2 separate regions of the Mus musculus genome follow, and region 2 is linked to region 1. The links are chromatin loops, found by intact Hi-C in ENCODE. Cell type or tissue: heart. All regions are shown on one strand. Each heading gives the region's core, and the rest is flanking DNA. Links, peaks and the distances in the headings are about the cores only.

Evidence for each region. Hi-C counts contacts between places; a loop is a spot of excess contacts. Peaks named below come from ENCODE experiments on the same cell type or tissue, not always from the same donor. Only the 100,000 strongest peaks of a DNase experiment are listed, where the experiment ranks them.
Region 2: it touches region 1 in a loop (2.3-fold over the local background); 19 of 42 quality-filtered maps call a loop at or near these places.

Annotation. Positions count from the first base shown.
Region 1 is chr1:88,275,060-88,280,577 of GRCm38, forward strand. Hjurp (Holliday junction recognition protein) reads right to left here and starts at 2,520. Exons shown (of 8, transcript NM_198652.2): 1 at 2,315-2,520; 2 at 2,160-2,226; 3 at 1-38. The coding sequence starts at 2,410. In heart, for the core only: a CTCF peak has its summit at 2,666; DNase peaks (open chromatin) are centred at 812, 2,562 and 3,222; H3K4me3 peaks cover 2,544 bases; H3K27ac peaks cover 2,184 bases.
Region 2 is chr1:88,149,738-88,155,255 of GRCm38, forward strand. The region is part of intron 1 of Ugt1a10 (UDP glycosyltransferase 1 family, polypeptide A10); the gene reads left to right. All of the region lies in intron 1 of Ugt1a9 (UDP glucuronosyltransferase 1 family, polypeptide A9), which reads left to right. All of the region lies in intron 1 of Ugt1a8 (UDP glucuronosyltransferase 1 family, polypeptide A8), which reads left to right. All of the region lies in intron 1 of Ugt1a7c (UDP glucuronosyltransferase 1 family, polypeptide A7C), which reads left to right. It also overlaps Ugt1a6b, Ugt1a6a, the pseudogene Gm15374 and the pseudogene Gm15371. Among named protein-coding and RNA genes, the nearest start is that of Ugt1a5, 14 kb to the right of the region's middle. In heart, for the core only: no CTCF peak of the experiment used is centred there; no DNase peak of the experiment used is centred there.

The DNA of each region.
Region 1 (5,518 bases), core at 231-5,230:
TTCCTTCTTCATCAGCTTTCCTCCCCAAACTCTCAACCCTTAAGAAACAAAGGTGACAATTGAAGAAGCAATCTGAAATGCTCGCATTTCCGCTTAAAACGCTTTGATGGGAAACCAAAGCGAAGGAAGCGAAAGGCAAGCAAGCGTTCAGAGCAATCCAGGCATTGGCAGCGCCGTCAGTCAGTTTGGTGAAGGAGAAAGTTTTTAAAAAAACCAAGATTGGACAAACTTGTCACTAATGGCAGTCTCTCCTACCCAGAAGGCAGCAGGTCACCCAATTCCACCATGTACCTGAGGGGCTAACACAGCTCATATTCCAAATACATACTGTTCTTAAGTTATATATTTGGGAGGTAGGGGGAGACACGTAGCATACATTTAACCTCATCTTGGGAGTCAGTGCTTTCCTAGGGCGATCTAGAAGCCCAGGACAGAGAAGCCCACGTACAGAGAACTCTGGAGCTTGAAGGAGCGCATCAGCCCCGTCACCCCCCAGCTAGCAGAACCAGTGAGGTACACTCAGTCCTTCTAAATCCCTCAAGGAAAACACAAGTTACTTAGAAAAATGGTGGGTCTGGAGATTTCAGATTATATTATTATAACAGAAACAGAAAAAATAAATTACACAGCACCCTCTATGCTCCAGGTTTTAGCAAGGACACACCGTTTCGTATTTGCAACCCGTGTGGCATGTAACTCCCATACCCTCTTAAAAGCCCACAGGACAGACTTACCATGTCCACTGTACAGACAGATATGCGAAGAGGAAAGTTCAGATGACTAACCCAGCTCTCTGCTCATGAAGTGGAACCAGCATGTGAATTCTGGGAGGTCTGATAGCACTGACCACTGTGGGACATGACCTTTCCAGAGGACACTGATGCTCAACTACAACGGCTAAGTCAAATCAAGGCTTTGCTGAATGGCCCTCTCCGTGGAATTCTACATTTAATCGCATAAAGTGCTAATGTTGCATGTTTGAAACTGAACTCTACAATACGTGCTAAGTGCATGCCCAGGTGAACTGTCAACACACACAAATGATTCCCTCCTGTTCTCTGCAGTTAGCTCTCTGCTCCAGTCTCCACCTTAAATCTGGACTTCAGTCTACTGCATGTTAGGAAAGGCCGCGCCAAAAACGTGTCTCTCAGAACAATCAACAAGATGAGGGATTCATGGCAAGCTTGCTAGGACATAGATTTGTTAACCGACAACTGCAGCCCTAGGTGTCTATGTGTTGGCCAGACCTCAGGGAGGGCTCTTATACCAACTTGTATAGTCTCAAACTCTTCAGCAACTTCACTGTTCTCATATAACTGACATCAGTTATATATCACTGACAGAATATATCATTGAAGACAGATGGGCAGTCCAAAATACTCCAGACACTGCCTACCCCTTCACAAACAGCCGCAAGAGCACAGAAAAGCCAAGAGTCAGACAGCACACTTATGGATTCCTATATTGCTGTGTCCTGATCCCATCCAGAGAAAAGCAACCTCTTTGTAGAATTAGTTCAGTTTCTGCTTATTTAAAATGCTTACCCAACACGTGCCCTGAACAGCCAATAAGACAAAAGACAGACTGCACTTGTAGACCCCTGGCAGACTGTGATCCGAAATCCGATTTTATCAATAAATTCAGACAAACATCAGGGATGGGTCTTAGGGAAGGATACGACCTCATCAAATAACAAACTTATCCCAGTTAGAGAACCGATGAGGTTTAAGGTAGTAAGTACACTCACAACATTAAATAAAATGCGTCAGAGGTGGCAGATAATGGGGACTGTCCAAAACAGATGGGTCTACATTTATACAGCAAAGCCCATGAGAGCGGAGCAGTCCTGGGTGCTGTTCCAATGGCCTGACAGGTACTCTGGTGATGTTATACACAACCATACGGCTTACCCATGATTGTCAACATCCTTATTTTACAGAGTCACTTGTACCGCTAATCAATTAGCTCGAACTTCCATGCCAGGCATTTTAAAAAACCAGGCTGCACTGTGTCTCCAGGCATTTCTTTCAGAGAAATTAAATTGGAAATCAGCAACTCAGGGATTCAAGGTCCCTAGGAGCAAGGGGGACAAATGCAGCATTGCAAATTCTAGGCCCACTGTTCTGGCCCAGTGCCAACAGGAAGGGAGGGCTTCGTACCCTGGGGCGTCTCGTAGGTTAACGTCCTCATCTCCACCAACGGGTCGTCCTCAAAGGGCTGGTTGTACTGCGGGGAAGGGAGAGCTGGTCAGACTCCGGGGCGCTGGATCCCCGCCCACCGCGCCCTGCCCGCCTCGGCCGCCGTCCCAGCCTACCTTCGCTATCAGCCGCTTCATTAACGTCTGGAAGCGGCTACTGCTTTCCTTAAGCTGCTGATGCAGCCTGCGGTCCTGCCGACCCATAGACTCCATGGCGTACGTGGCTCTCTGCCCGGCACTGCACCCGCCCAAGCCCGTCCACAGATCAAACGTGGCGCCCCGCGCGCTAATAGGGTCTTTCAAAAGTATTTACGCAACCGATCCTGCCCGCGTTTCCGGCCGCCGCTCCCAGGGAGCACTTCCGGTGGAAACGAGAAGGGGAGGGACGAGAGGGAGGGTCCGCCGGAGCGGGTGGAACATGCGCATTACTTCATGCGGCACTCCCGCGTCCCCTAGAGGCTTCTGGGTGAGTTGCCTGTCAAGGCTCCTTCCTGGATCTACCAATTTCCCAGCTCTTGGGAAGGCTTGGGGAAAGCCAGATCCAAATAACGGTCCTGAAAGGAGTCTGGAAAGCCAGTGTTCAAAAACAAGACGCGTGTAAATGTGCTGAACGATATTATAAACGTGACAGAATCTGTGATTTTTATCCTAGGGTTTTAAAATAAACTTTCTCTCCCATTTCTGATTATAGGCTGTTTCTTGATTGTTATCTTGTTCCTTGAGGGGGTAGGTAATTTGGTGTCCATTTTATGAGGGCATTTACTTCGATTAACATTTTAGAACATTTTCAGAATTTTTGGGAGGGGTTGTCTTCTGGCAGAGCTGGGGGATTGAACCCCACTAGTTGGTTTTACTGTGACTTCATAACAGCTACATTTGTTTGCGGGTATTAACGTGATTATCACGATATGGGAATTAATGGAATCATTACTGAGTATCAGGAAGTCCCTTGAGGTGCCTCTCTACTTCTCAGCCTGCCCCCATAATCTTTTCATGCTGTCCCATTGAAACTGAGGGAGGGAAGAAGAGCTTCCAGGCTCATAGACTGTGGATGCCCACGCAATGTATTTGCAACAAGCGCGGAAGTCTCTTTCAAGATCCTGGGCTTCTGGGAGGGCCGTCGGTCGTCCGACTCTCCTGGGATTGGATGGCGGTTGCCTCATCCAATCTGTCCCTACCCCAGTATGAACCTGTTGCCTGTGGGGATGTGAGAAGGTGTTGCTTCAGAACGTTGGTGGTGGCGTCAACTAGATATGCTGTTCTGTCTCCTGAGCACCTCCAAGCCTTCCCCATCCTGATGGCTGAACTTCTCTGCACTGCAAGCTTAAAGTAAAACTTTCCTTCCTTATTTTGCTTTTTGCTAGGTGTTTTCTCACATTAACAAGAAAATATCCGAGACTCTGTCAATTTACAGATAATTTTGACTTCACATAGATCATTCACGACTACTGTGTTAGAAAGAGGCATTAATAGCTCATCAAAGTATGTTTAGTCAAATAGGCGGAGAAGGTTTCAGAATACTGATTGTCATTGAGAAAAATCAATTAAAGCATTTACATATACAAAACAGAACAGGTAATTTGGCCCAAATACTTATGAAAGTTAAGAGGGACCAAATTAAGTATTAAATAATAATAAATATAATATTGTAATAATAAATCTTACCAAGGGTTAATGATAAGAACATTTAGTAAGAAAGCCCTTCAGGGAAAAGGACAAAGGTCAGAAATTGTCAACAAGAGAGGAGGTGCAATGGGCAGTGCTCTGTCTCAAAACTAAGTTAAGGATGAGCAAGAACAAGGTCTGAGGGCGGACATAGGAAGGTGCCACATTTAAACCTATTGCTTTGTAAGTTAACTTACGAAAGTTAAAAGGGACCAAACTAAATAGTCATGTCCAGTCTAGGAGGTTAGCATAATTAACAACAGCCACAAATATTAACTATCAGGGTGAGCGTGAGGAAATGGATCTCTAACCCTTCAGGAGAGCCTTTGTTATGCAATGTTTCCAGAGGAAAGTGCAGCATGGTGTAAAATGGGCTTTCAAAAAACACACCGTACTTTGATGCCATGGGTCAACATTTTGAAACCTAAGCAATGAAAGACCTTGGCAGGAATTTAGCCTGGGGGTGTTTACAAATCTCTAACCACAGTATTTAGTATTGTGAGTGTGCTGGGGATGAGAGTGGGGGTGTGGGAGTGTGTGAGGTTCCATTAAGTTTTGAAGAACTGCATTCATTGACATTTAGAATGACAGGACAGAGAGGTCTCAAATGGAGTTTCTAAACATGTTTTGTACCGGTACTTTAAAAGTGTCTGTGTTGTGGCTGGAGATATGACTCAGCACTTAAGACCCGCACAGCTCTTGCATAGGACCCAAGTCTGGTTTCCAGTACCTTTGTCAGGATGTTCACAAAAAGCCACAACTCCAGCTCTGGGGGACACGTTCTGACCCCAATCGGCACCCACACTCACATGTAGAAACCCCCTATACAAATTAAATATAAGAAATCTTTGAAAATGTATATTGTTAAAGAAATGTTAGAGGCTACAAATGGTCAAGGTCTGAGTGCAAAAAATGTTCCTTGCAATCTTGTGTAAACTAGGGAAAAGGGTAAGTAAGATAGTGGGAGAAGAGATAAGGTTTGTGTAGACTCTTGGTCTTATTTCGGCACTGCATGATAACAGGATTGAGATAACGTTTTAAATCACTACTGATTTAATTGCCTGTACCTAGACCCTTGTCTCTGTTAATTTTAAACTTTATGTATGGCCTTGCTATAACTGCATTCTGATTTGCTTTTGTTAAACCACTTGCTTGCTCTGCCTGCCCAGCAACAAATATTGTATAAGAAAGGACTATGTTCTCTACCCAGTGTGTGCCTTCTGCCGAGCAGAGTGTTGCCTGGCCGTAATAAAGCTTTCTGGACTCTTCACTGTTGTGGGGGTCAGTCTGTTTTGTGAGGTGAATTGCCAGTGATCTCATCTGCACATAACATCTGTACTTTCACGATGCGAGTATGCGTTTATGAAAGCGTTTCCAGGATATATTCATATCAACGATGGTGTGATGGAACACTTTTAGCATTAGTTTTCTTCTGCCACGTTTTCCAGAATGGGTGCCTGTCTGTGCAAAAATGAACCTGTGTTATTCATGGAACAGCGAACACGGACAGGCAATCACATATTTTCCCCTTCATCATACAAATCAGAGTCCTTTTATCCCAGTGGGACACACGGAGGCTCCAGACATTTTAACCCTGACTCCACAGAGCTGGGTCACGTTTTACCATCACGGCCCCCTCACCCCCGCCCTACCAGA
Region 2 (5,518 bases), core at 210-5,209, 130 kb before region 1:
GGGCCAAGAAGTGGGAGTGTGGGGGGTGGGGTGGGGCAGGAGTGTGTGTGGGACTTTTGGGATAGAATTGGAAATGTAAATGAAATAAATACCTAATTTTTAAAAAAGGGAAAAAAACCCTTGCAGATTAATAAAAATATCACATAGTGAGGTTAACCAGACCCAGTGTCTATGCAGCTCAAGGGGCTTCTGTCTACGTAGAGCAACTTTTCTGAAACCGTGCTGTGCTGAGAGTCAAAGGCAAGATCTACAAGATTTACAAGATGTCGTGCCCAGCACCAGGAAGAGTACACTAAACAGAAGTAAAAATAGCTTCAGAGTGGATGTGGAGGCCAGGCAGTAATGGAGGTCTGGATGGAAATTAAAATGCTACCGCCCCGTGTAGACCTGTCTAATAGTTTCTTAGCAGTGAGCACCAGAACTTCCTCCTGAGCTAGCAGCCTTAATCCCAGTTGAAGGACTTGAGATCAATTCCTGAGAAGACCCTGCATGTAGTGCTGATGGCAGCACTGTTCAAAGTAGCCACAAGGTGGAAGCAACCCTGCAGATACTGCAGTGCCATGGGAGACAGAGCCATTGCTCTGTGGAGAAGGTCCCTGGGCTACTGAGGGGCATCACAGGAGAGCTCTCTCTGCTTCTTCATAGAGAATGTCTGCCTATGGCTTCCAGTGACTCAGAGGGGATTTTGTAAGGAGGTTGATGTCACCTTCCTTCCCGTCCCTGGATTGGTTTGTGAAGATGGTTGTCAGCCTAGCGTCAGCAAGGCAGATGAAAGAGTGTTTGAAAATGGAACAAGAATCCCACTGTGTGCACAGAGACAGCAGCCCTGCTCTCTGGCAGAGTTGATTCTCTGTCTCTTGAGAGGAGTTGCAGCTTCAGGACCCTTCCCTTGAAGCTTGAAAGCAGAGGTAATAAATCCCTTTGGAACGCAGTCTGGTAACCTGCAGAAAGTGTCCAGATTTTGCTTTGAGACCAATCCTAGAAATATAAGCTTCTTTGAAACTTGCTTCCTTTTGTATAAGCATTTGGACTCCTTAGGGTCTAGTATATTTCCTCATAACAATTTCTAAGCTCACATTGTGTGATTATGCCCACGAAAAAACTCACAAAACAAGTCTGTTTGTTTTCTTAATAATTCATGCTCATTTATTAATGTTCTCCCAAGTCAGTCCGTGTCTATGACTGTTTGAAGGTACATGCACTCCTGAGTGGGTAGATATTTCTTTCCACTACACATCCTCTGCTGTGTTAGGTGACCACAGATCTCAGCAGCTGGATTGCCTTGGGCTGTGCTTCTCCCATGGCTCCTGCAACCTTTCCAGCCTCCCTTCCTCTTTGTGGGTGCCTGCTCCTGGCCTCTGGCTTTGCCCAGGCAATGACGCTGCTGGTGGTGCCTTTGGGTGGGAGCTATTGGTTCACCATGCAGATAGTTGTGGAGAAACTAATTCACAGAGGGCATGAGGTTGTGGTAGTCATACCAGAGGTGAGTTGGCAGCTGGGTAAATCCCTAAATTGTACAATGAAAACATACGCAGTCTCTCACACTCTCGAGGATTTTTACCGAGTGTTTACTGAATCTCAATGGAAAATCCAAGAAGAGGGAACACTTCTTCTACTGAAGAGTCCAGCCAAAGTTTTCTTTGAACTCTTATTTTCATGCTGTAGGGGTTTGTTTAACGACAAGAAGTTAGTGGAGTACTTTAAGCAGACTTCTTTTAATGTTGTGTTTTTGGATCCTTTTAATGTCTTTGGCTTAATTGTAGTCAAGTGTTTCTCTCTCCCATCCGTGGTCTTTAGCAGGGGAATATTTTGTTAATATCTTGAAGATGGCACCCAGTGCCCCAGGCCTCCCTCTTTTGTCCCCAGAGCTCTCTTGAAATATACAGACACCATGAGTTTCAAGAAGAGTGTGGAACCTTCTCGTCTACATGGGGGAGAGTGCATTTTGTCATACTTTTTTCAAAAGTGCTGCAGATATTGCCTCTGACGTTCTCCAGACCCCAGTGTCTATGACAGACCTCTTCTGCCCAGCGTCCATTTGGTTGTTAGGCAGAGACTTTGTCTTGGAGTTCCCCAGACCCATGATGCCCAATGTGATCTATGTTGGTAGGATCAACTGCCACCAGGGAAAGCCACTTTTCAAGGTACACCATCTTCCCTTTAGCACATGAAGAGCTCGGCTTTGGATGATAAAGTTATTCCTTGCTGGATGGTGGTTTGGCATTTATGTTCTTCTTTTTCAGTTCTTTTGATGGATTTCTTTTAACCATTCACACTTAACTGTGCGTTTGTGCAGCTGATAAATCTTGCTTACGGATGTGTGTGTACCGCTGACATTCTCATTTATAATCACCAGCCTGCATTGCTTTTGGCAAAAGAGTGAGAGACACAGTAAGAAATGAAGGGTCACTTAGCTTATTCCTGTCCTCTCCCTCTTTCTGTGGAGCTGCTTCAGTCTCTGACATCTGTTTCCTTAGCTAGTGGGGCCATTTGCATTTCCTCCATTGGAAATTACACACTCACATCTTTAACCAAAGTTAGCAAAGACCCTGTCTCATTTGGGGATAGTAACACTCAGACTTTCATGTATGTGCTGCATGCTTTTTAGGGCTTTTTGTTTGTTTGTTTATTCCTTGTTGATTCTTTTCTGGCTGTTTTCTTTTGATCTACATGGTTTTTATTTGTGTGAGTCTAAATTGGTTAACTTGCCCTTTTGCTTTGAATGGTAATTTTTTCTTAAAATATTTTAGATTTCACCATGATTGGCTTTCTGTGAATCTCAAATATCTGAATGGTTTTATCACTTATCCTGTGTGGGTGTTTAAATTCCTGTAATGTGATTCCTGTAATTATATTTTTTAATCACTTTTTTTTAACATTTTCAAACAGAATAGAATTACATCATGACTCCCCTCCTATCTTATCTTCTCTCCAACCCTACCTGTGTTTTCCCAGTCTCAAACTGATACTCTCTTCTTTGCTAACTATTTTTCTGCATGCACGCACGTGCGTGTTTGTGTGTGTGTTTAACAAAAGTACAGGTATAGGCTGCTGAGTCTGTTTTTGTTGTTTGTGTGTATTTGGTATCAGGGCTGAACACTTGATATTGGACAATCAATCAAGGACTCGTGCCTGGGAGAGGTCAACTCTCCCAGTAGCCTGTAGTTCTTTGTCTAGGGGTGAGACCTTGAGAAATTCTCCCCCTTCCACGTTCATCTTGCCTTTGTTCTGGTTTCACTTACATGGAGAGGCAGGTTCACCACAGACTTCCTGGGGTTCTAACTCTTATCTTCTTTGTGACCCCTCTTTCACAATGTAGAGGAGCTGTGATGTTGATGCACCCATCCAGGGAGAGTCTGTTCACTGTCTGTGGCATGACTGTGCAGGTGGCGAGGTGGGTTGGGGAGGTGGCAAGCCTCCCCTTCATGCCTTGAAAGCAGAGGCAGCTTGCCTTTTCCTGAGCAGAGTCTAGTCGCCTGAAGAAATTGGACTGATTTTGCTTTGAAACCAGTTCCCGAAGTGCAAGCACTTCTGAAATTCACTTTCCTCTACCTGGGTGACACACATTTCTTCAGTTGCACAGACACCTACTACTTGGTGTCTCACACATTTCTTCACAAGGGTTTGTAAATTGCCCTGTGGCACATTGCCCATCTCCATCCAGTACTAACAGTTTAAGCTTTTCTTATTATGTAAACATATAAGTAGGTATCCCAAAGAGAACTGCTCATTTCTTATTTCTCTTATCGGTACCCACTGTCTGCGAGAATGCCCTGATGGCTTGTGAGTCCATGCCCTCCACAAGGGAAGGTTTGATCTTCCAGGATGAATCAGAGCAGCAAAGACCCAAGGCTGGATTGCCTAGGGCCTGGCTCCTCCCACAGCTCCTGGAGGGTTTCCAGCCTCCCTTTCTCTCTGTCTCTGTCTGTCTCTGTCTCTCTATCTCTCTCTCTGTCTCTCTCTGTCTGTCTCTGCCTCTCTGTCTCTCTCTGTCTCTGTCTCTCTGTGTATGTGTGTGTGTGTGTGTGTGTGTGTGTGTGTGTGTTTATGTGTCTGCTGCTGGTCTCTGGCTTTGCCCAGGCAGGCAGGCTGATGCTGGTGCCCATAGATGACTATCACTGGTTTACCATGCAGAGAAACTCAGCCACAGAGGGCATGAGGTGGTGGGAGTCATGCCAGAGATGAGTTGGCACCTGGTGCAATCTCTGAATTTATGGTAAAGTCTTAGTCAATGTCTCACACTCAGGAGGATCTGGACCACAAATTGAAGATTTTTATTGACAGGGAAAGACAGAGTAAGATAATAACTTTCTCTATTAATGACTTTATCAAATGGTGTTTTTGAATCTTTCTTCACACATGGAAGGAATTTGTCTAGTAACAACATGCTAGTGAGTACTTGAAGCAGATATCATTTGCTGCTGTGTTTCCCCATCCTTTTGCTATGTGTGGCTTGACTCAGCTAAGTACTTTTCACCCCATCCATGGCCTTCAACAGGGAACTCTTTTTGCCACCATCTTAAAGAGGGTGCTCAATGATTTTTTTGTTACATTCACAGAGCCCTTTTGGGATTCACTGATACCATGACTTTCAAAGAATGAGTGGGGTACCATCTCTGCTACATGTGGGAGTGTGCATTTTGCCCTTGTTTTTTCTATCCTGCCCTAGAACTTGCCTCTGAAATCTCAGATACCTGTCACAGTGCCTGACCTCTTCAGCCAAGTGTTCATTTGGGTGTTAAACACTGCTGTAGTGTTGTAGTTTCCCAGACCTGTGATGCGTAACATAGTCTTCATTGATGGTGTCAACTGTCATCAGGGAAAGCCACTGCCCTAGCTATATTTTCTCTCCTTCATGGAGAATGATCTGGATTGATGGGGTTCCCTCATGAATCCTTGCCTAGAATGTGTGGGGCCTGAGTTTAACTCCAGTAGCCCTACTTATACTGTATGGCTAGTTTTATGTCAATTTGACAAAAGCTCAGATCACTTCCAAAAGGGTCTCTCAATTAAGAAAATCTCTGTAAGAGATTTGCTTGCAGGCAATCTGTGGTGCATTTTCTTAATTAGTCCTTGATTTAGGAGTCCCAAATTCATTGTTGGTGCATCTGTAAGTAGGTTGTCCTGGGGTATGGTGTATAAGAAACAGGCTTTCCCATAAGGAATGACAGTAAGCAGCATTCCTCCCTGGTCTCTGCTTCAGTTCTTGCCTTCATGTTCCTGCCCTGCCTTTCCTTAGCAATAGACTATAAGCAAGTAAGACAAAATGAAACCTTTTGTTGTGTCCGGCCAGCAGATCACAGCCTGGGTTCTAGCCTGGAAAGGCATTTTGGAAACCTGGAAGAGAAGAGGGGCTAGCCAATGGGAGAAAGAAATGTAGCTAAGACAGGCAGATTCTGATCCAAGCTCAATTTTACTGTTCCGCACGCAGTTATGAAGCAGGGGAAGGGGGCATGATTCCCGCCAAATAATCTCATGATAATAATAATAATAAGAAGAAGAATCTCCAGTAGCAGGG